Linked DNA regions of Homo sapiens: all the other regions are linked to region 2. Evidence: chromatin loops called from intact Hi-C (ENCODE). Cell type or tissue: B cell. All regions are shown on one strand. Region 1 overlaps ARID5B (AT-rich interaction domain 5B). Region 2 overlaps CABCOCO1 (ciliary associated calcium binding coiled-coil 1). Region 3 holds the start of LINC02625 (long intergenic non-protein coding RNA 2625).

What was found. A loop is a pair of places that touch in the nucleus more often than their neighbours do. Peaks named below come from ENCODE experiments on the same cell type or tissue, not always from the same donor. Only the 100,000 strongest peaks of a DNase experiment are listed, where the experiment ranks them.
Region 1: a loop joins it to region 2, with 2.7 times the contacts of the local background. A loop is called at or near these places in 5 of 110 quality-filtered maps.
Region 3: a loop joins it to region 2, with 5 times the contacts of the local background. A loop is called at or near these places in 13 of 110 quality-filtered maps.

What each region holds. Positions count from the first base shown.
Region 1 is chr10:62,050,299-62,052,798 of GRCh38, reverse strand. ARID5B (AT-rich interaction domain 5B) reads right to left here. Exons shown (of 10, transcript NM_032199.3): 5 at 1,799-1,911. Among named protein-coding and RNA genes, the nearest start is that of ARID5B, 150 kb to the right of the region's middle. RefSeq lists an enhancer at 1,117-2,316. In B cell, no CTCF peak of the experiment used is centred here; DNase peaks (open chromatin) are centred at 1,528 and 2,187; H3K4me3 peaks cover 2,375 bases; H3K27ac peaks cover 2,500 bases.
Region 2 is chr10:61,750,043-61,752,542 of GRCh38, reverse strand. All of the region lies in intron 5 of CABCOCO1 (ciliary associated calcium binding coiled-coil 1), which reads right to left. Among named protein-coding and RNA genes, the nearest start is that of CABCOCO1, 88 kb to the right of the region's middle. In B cell, a CTCF peak has its summit at 1,437 (motif pointing left); a DNase peak (open chromatin) is centred at 1,392; H3K4me3 peaks cover 499 bases.
Region 3 is chr10:61,866,712-61,869,211 of GRCh38, reverse strand. LINC02625 (long intergenic non-protein coding RNA 2625) reads left to right here and starts at 1,267. Exons shown (of 5, transcript XR_001747461.2): 1 at 1,267-1,352. RefSeq lists an enhancer at 747-906 and silencers at 1,127-1,216, 988-1,282. In B cell, no CTCF peak of the experiment used is centred here; DNase peaks (open chromatin) are centred at 1,121, 1,531 and 1,711; H3K4me3 peaks cover 607 bases; H3K27ac peaks cover 357 bases.

The DNA.
Region 1 (2,500 bases), 300 kb before region 2:
GGCAGCACTGTTGCGGGGATGGAGTAAAGGCGTCACTTAGAAAACCCAGGACTGACTTCTATCCTTCTTGTTAAGAAGTCAGTGAACATCAAATATGGCCCATCTGTATAGCAGGCTCTTGTTCTTCTCGGCTTTGTGAACCCAACAGTGAGTTCTGAGCTGCCTTCCATGGAAAGAAACATTGGAGGTCTGCTCTTTCAGATCAATTGTATGAGTTCTGTAAAATTCTCAGAAGCAGACCTTGGTGGTGATTCCAAGTGGCATGGGAAGGAGCTTTATCCTGCCGGGCTCAGGTACAGAATATGCTGGAGTAAACAAATGCTGTCAACCAAGAAGGATGGGCTGGGCACCAACAGAAGGCATGGGCAGTACAAGCTCTGCTGAATGTTATGGTCTTGAAACCTTCTTGCGCCATTCTGCAGGATCTTGCAAACTACATAGTAGGGAATGAACTGTTCCTGCTGACATCCTTCAAGACGATGGAAACCAAAGTCCTAGGTAGATAGTTCTAGGGCTGAGGTGTCCAACTTACAAGAAAATGTCATTCATGGCATCCATGTGGAGTTAATTCGCAGAAAGTTAAATGTGCAAAACAACAATAACTTTAGGGAAAGAGATTTGTTTTCAGCAAGAAACTGGAAAATACACATTTCTACTGGTTGATCTCTTCTTAACCCTTTGGAATCTTAGAAGTATGAAGAAATTCTAAGCAAAAAAGTCCTTAAAATTTCCTAATGAAACAATGATGCTTAAAGATAAGATTTTTTAGAATGTGAAAGTCTAAGATTTACTTCATTACACTGGGAAGGAGGTAGAGTACATGGCAGAGAAACAGTAGACTGTCAACACAGAACTTAACTCATGTTTTTTTTTTTCTACATCAGACTCTTCCAAATTCACCACTAATCAAAATGGTCCCATTTTCAGAAGTTTAGTTATTTGATCTGGAAACTGGTGTCAGTTGAAATCTGTTCGTCAACTAAAATCCTAAAGGGACGATTGCTGTCTTTAGCACAAAAATAACACCTAAATGCAGTAAACAGAACCATGGAAATCTGACCCAAGCCCACAAAAGTCAGAAAGGTAAGTCTAAAAATATAAAGTGATACTTTACCCTTTGTCGTGCAAAATACTTCAGGCATGCATGCACTTTCAAGATTCCAAAGAATGCTTAGGTAAAAAATTGACCTGGGTCTTGAACAACAGCGTAGAATTTACTTTCATTCTATGTTAACAGAGATCTTTAAAAGTATATAAATGCTTGTGGGCATATGTATACATCTAAATATTTTGCTATGTATCTTTAATTTTAGTCTAATGTAAATTAGAAGTGACTTTGAAAAATACATAACTAAAAAGATTAATTCTAGCTATTTCTAATTTCATCCTCTGTTAATCTCCAAAACACATTTAGATGAACACATTCAGAAAGAGGACGGTTCAGCTGGTCTATTTTTGACACAAGCAGAGTAAACTATGTCATTGTGTCACCCACTATGAAATCTCAGCCTCAATGACGTGGGTGCTTAATCATCTGTCCTTTACTCATAACAGGCCAAACTGGGAGGTAGGAAGTCTTTCTGTTGACTAATCAAAATGCCTACCTCCCCCAGCCCACGGCAACCAGGGGAAGGGAGGTGGCAGGAACAGGCACAGCATAGAGCTTCAAAAGCTCTGAATACCAAAGTCAGATGCTGAATTGAAAACTGCCTCCAAGACACAGGCACAGAGAGATAAAGAGAAAAAGCAAAAATAAAAAGATGCAACGAAATGAATACCGTGGAGTGAATGACCGTACCTTGGCAACGGCTTTGCCATCGGAATTGTTGTTGGAATCCTTAACACCACTGAATGAATCTCTTCTTTGTGGGCATGGTTTCTTTTTGCGTGGTCTGCCTTTAAGATTTGGCGCTGAAAACAAATGGAAAACAATTGATATACATTTTCACTTGCATGGGTTTCTTTATTAAAGACCCAGAATCTCACTACAGTGATCCCTTCTAATTGTTCAGAGAAATGTACAGATCTGTGGCAGGCAGCCCTCATTATTACATGCTTCTCTCTCTGAAGGCTTGCATATTGGTAGAGTATACATTTCTGTACACGTTTCCCAAAGCTAATCTATTTAGCTTTAACATGTCTAATTAATAGAAGTAACACGAAGCTCTTAGCTCTAAAGGATCATGATAAGAAAAATGTCCTTCCACGTTGTTAGACAAGAAGCATTTGGTGCTGAAAAACTGAGCCAGGCTTTGAGCTCAATCTTTGGTTTTTGTTTTGTATCTTGCTTTCCGAAACCTAAGTGACATGCCTGCCCTTATGGTATCATAGTAATGAAATGTTTGAAAACATCTCTTTTACAAAATATTCAGAGACAAGGGCATTCTCTCAAATTACCATACAGATAAGTAGAGAGATAGCTATAGAGAGAGGGGCATTCACAACAGCAAGCTGGAAAACATTATTACATATATTTACTAACAATACTGCAACCAGCAAG
Region 2 (2,500 bases):
AACTAAAGAAATTTGCAGAAAGCATGATGTTTACGTTTAGATATTTTATTCATAGTTTGTGTGTTTCCCTTTTCTCCAGTAGGCTCATAAATTATTACCAGGAAACATGTTGTTACAGTTATAAATATTTCCCTCTCTGCTTAGCTCTCCCTAGCCCCTACCCTTTTTTTTTTTTCCTTTTTTATAAAAAAGTCTCACTTAGTGATTCTTTAACCGTATTAGGCACTTTTCTCTGGTCAGCAGGCAGGATTTTCTTGCTTTGGAGGAAACTACTGCCAATTAGTCATATGTGCTTGGCATTCTAGAAACAGGACACTTTCAGTGAGCACCCAAGCCCTTCCTCCTAGGCAAGGCAGCCTTTTATTCCATATATGGCAGATGTCATTATTTCAATGACCTAAAGAAGCATGTCTTCCCTTATACAGAATGGGTCTAGGTACTCTAAGTTTCCCTGGCTTTTCTTGAAATCTGAAATCTTAGAAATTAACTACAAAACTGATTTTGTGGACAACGGTGTACATAGCAATACATGTTCTCAAAAGAGACCTTTCACCTACAGTCTGCGAATCATACTAGTTTAGTTAAAAATAAACAAACTGAAATAGCAGCAGCTCTGAAAAATCTAGGTGGTATCTTGATTCCAGATTTGAATGTTCTAAAAATGTAGATTTTTTTCCCCTTAAATGTGTAGTCAGAGTTCTGGATTGGCTCTGCTGCTCAGTTGAGAGTAGGTCTGAGATGTGGTTTCTTTGTTTGTAAAATTAGGGAGTTGGACTAGGTCGTCTCTAGTCCAGCTACAGATGTTGTATCTTATGTTACTAAATTTCAAGTGGCTTTTTCTCTATTTATACAAAACTCAAAGTTGCTTGCCTGTGTAGATCCCCAGATTCAGTATTTTTCAGTCACGATGTAGAAGAATATTTGGAGTACACATTTAGTGCTTACTGGAATCATTGACAGGCTGAAGCTTGTCCATTTATTTTTCCTTAATTACCTTCCCCAAACCTGCTCCTCCTCCAATTCCTTTATCGTTTGGTGGCATCACCAGCTTCTCAGTTACTGGACTCAAAGCCTTGCAGCTGTCTTCAGTTATTCCCTCTCCCTTGTCCCTAACATTAAGTCAGCCATAAAACTCATTGGGGGCACCTGCTGATGCCTGTCCCACCTGTGCCCTTCTATTTTTTGAAGGATTCAACTCCATGTTCTTGCCTTCACAGATCTCGAGCTCCAGCTGTACTAGACCACTCACTCTTTCCCTGCTTGCCCAGTGCTTGCAGCAGAGTGGGTGCTCCATAATTGTTATATGAAAAAAAAAAAAAAAAAAAAAAAGAGCAAGGCAAAGCAAAGCAGAGCGAAGCAAAGCAAGGGGTGGAGGAAGCTGTGGTCTCAGCCCTGTATTGCCTGTGCTGCTCCCTCTGCTGGGGGAGCTTTTCCCTGCATCCTGCCAGGCCATCTCATCCACCTGGACTTTCCACCCAGCTCAATCAACTCTGTGAAGTTTCTCGTCATCGCCCTTGTGCTCGCAGAGTATCTTGCTTATTCAACTTCATAGTATTTGTCACATTGGCCTTGAGTGACAGCCAGGTAGAGTGATTTCTCGCCATTGTGTGGAAACAACTCGAGGACGTGGGGCACGTCATATTCATCTTAAGGACCCCTAGCTCAGGCCTTTATACACGGGGGGCATTCATTGGATGTTGAGTATTTCATCAGAGTATCTATCCATTCATCTAAAAATCTTCAGGGCTGCCTAGTTTGTTAGACCAGCTACAAGTCAGTTTAAATATTTTTCTTGAAAAACGGTAACACTTGGAGAAGCAAACCTAGTCATTGTATTGTTGCATCAGTGCAACTATCTGTATTTCATATCAATGGAGCCCTAGAGTATTTGTTTGATTAGCAGAATGCCAAACAACCAGACAGATTCTCACTGATTTGACTTCATTGATAGTTACTATTAGTTTTTGGAGACACAGTCTTGCTCTGTTGCCCAGGCTGGAGTCCAGTGGCACGATCTCGGCTCACTGCAAACTCCGCCTCCCAGGTTCAAGCAATTCTCCTGCCTCAGCCTCCCAAGTAGCTGGGATTACAGGTACCCGCCACCACGCTAGGCTAATTTTTGTATTTTTAGTAGAGACAGTGCTTCACCATGTTGGCCAGGCTGGTCTTGAACTCCTGACCTCAGGTGATCCACCTGCCTCGGCCTCCAAAGTGCTGGGATGACAGGCATGAGCCACTGCACCCCTGGCCCAGTAGTTATTTTTAACTGACTTATCATTAAACTGTTTTTTAGACACAGTGTAGTTTAAAGCCATAAAGAGTTCCTCAGAGATACCATACCCCTCACCTAGCTCCTAATGAAAGTAACATCATGAAGCAAATTTCTAGGAGGGCTGATAAGTTGCCTGACTCTAGGGGCCATGATTCACATTGCTTTCCGTGAGCCTCCTCTGGTCCCCCACTCACAATACAATGTGAAAGGTACCCACTGGAGTTGTTC
Region 3 (2,500 bases), 120 kb before region 2:
CCCCAACATCCGTGGGTTGTTTGGAAATGTCTACATTCTTGATTCCAGGTCAAAGGTGTTTTCTGTTACGCCACATCCAGTAGTATTGTGCCCGGAATTGGTGGGTTCTTGGTCTCACTGACTTCAAGAATGAAGCCGGGGACCCTCGCGGTGACTGTTACAGTTCTTGAAGGCGGCGTGTCCGCAGTTTGTTCCTTCTGATGTTCAGATGTATTCGGAGTTTCTTCCTTCTGGTGGGTTTGTGGTCTCGCTAGCTCAGGAGTGAAGCTGCAGACCTTCGCAGTGAGTGTTACAGTTCTTAAGGCGGGGCGTCTGGAGTTGTTTGTTTCTCCCGGTAGGTTCCTGGTCTCGCTAGCTCAGGAGTGAAGCTGCAGACCTTCGCGGTGAGTGTTACAGCTCATAAAAGCAGTGTGGACCCAAAGAGTGAGCAGTAGCAAGATTTATTGCAAAGAGCAAAAGAAAAAACCTTCCACAGTGTGGAAGGGGACCCCAGCGGGTTGCCACTGCTGGCTCGAGCAGCCTGCTTTTATTCTCTTATCTGGCCCCACCCACATCCTGCTGATTGGTAGGGCCCAGTGGCCGGTTTTGTCAGGGCACTAATTGGTGCGTTTACAATCCCTGAGCTAGATACAAAGGTTCTCCATGTCCCCATCAGATTAGTTAGATACAGAGTTTGGACACACAGGTTCTCCAAGGCTCCACCAGAGCAGCTACATACAGAGTGTGGATTGGTGCATTCACAAACCTTGAGCTAAACACAAGGTGCTGTTTGGTGTGTTTAAAAACCTTGAGCTAGATACAGAGTGCCGATTGGTGTATTTACAATCCCTAAGCTAGACATAAAGGTTCTCCAAGGCCCCACGAGAGCAGCTAGATACAGAGTGTGTATTAGTGCACTCACAAACTTTGAGCTAGACACAGGGTGCTGATTGGTGTGTTTACAAACCTTGAGCTAGACATAAAAGTTCTCCAAGGCCCCACCAGAGCAGCTAGATACAGTGTTGATTGGTGCACTCACAAACCCGGAGCTAGACACAGGGTGCTGATTGGTGTGTTTACAATCCCTGAGCCAGCCATAAAGACTCTCCACCTCCCCACCAGACTCAGGAGCCCAGCTGGCTTCACCCAGTGGGTCCTGCACCGGGCTGCAGGTGGAGCTGCCTGCCCGTCCTGCGCCGTGCGCTCGCACTCCTCAGCCCTTGGGCGGTCGATGGGACTGGGCGCCGTGGAGCAGGGGGCGGTGCTCGTCGGGGAGGCTCGGGCTGCACAGGAACCCACGGAGGCGGGGGAAGGCTCAGGCATGGCGGGCTGCAGTCCTGAGGCCTGCCCCGCGGGAAGGCAGCTAAGGCCCGGTGAGAAATCGAGCGCAGCGTCGGTGGGCTGGCACTGCTGGGGGACCCAGTACACCCTCCGCAGCCGCTGGCCCGGGTGCTAAGTCCCTCATTGCCCCGGGCCAGCAGGGCCGGCCGGCTGCTCCGAGTTTGGGGCCCGCCAAGCCCACGCCCACCCGGAACTCCAGCTGGCCCGCAAGCGCCGCACGCAGCCCCAGTTCCCGCTCGCGCCTCTCCCTCCACACCTCCCTGCAAGCTGAGGGAGTGGGCTCTGGCCTTGGCCACCCGAGAAAGGGGCTCCCACAGTGCAGCGGTGGGCTGAAGGGCTCTTCAAGTGCCGCCAAAGTAGGAGCCCAGGCAGAGGAGGCGCCTAAAGAAAGCGAGGGCTGTGAGGACTGCCAGCACGCTGTCACCTCTCAGTATCGTTTTGCCTTTTTTAAAGCTTGGAGAAGGAATGTTCGTAGATTTGGTATACTCTGCTCACTTTTACCCAGTAGCATTCTGGGACAAAGTTGGCAGACTTGTTGTAGGAATAAAAATGGGGCTTAAGGAACTTAAATTTATAAAGTGCCTACTATGTGTCAGGCACTTTACATACATCTCGCTTAATTCCTGCAAAACCCAAAAGAAAATGTAGGAGATAGGGGTTATTATTCTCATTCTCAATTGGAGAAATTGAACCTCTGATAGGTTAAGCAATATAACTGAGGTGGCTCAGCCAGATGCCAACCAAGTCCCAAACCAGGTGGTTCTTGTCTCCAAAGTCTAGGTGTTTATGAAACTGGAAATGGCTATTTTGTGACCTTTGGCATTGCCCAAGTCCCATTAGATTTCTCCTTGATTAGCTACCAAGAAGGATACATTATGGATCAGATCTCCTTTGGTGTTCAGAGCCAAGATTCAAACTGGGCTGACTTGAGCCCAAAGCTGGTGCTTTCAGTCATCTCATTTCATTACCCTCAAACAGTATCAGGGCAGAACCTGTTTCAGGAATGAGACAGCACAGTGCTTAGGAGGTGCCTGTCATAAGTTTGAGCTTCTGGACCAGTTGGATTTGACTAGAGGGAAACTTGTTTCAATGGCTATTGGCACTTCCTCCCTTTTGTTGGATGTAGGGTAGCCACGGACAGGGGACATTTGAAAGACTTGGGAGATTTGGGCCAGACTTG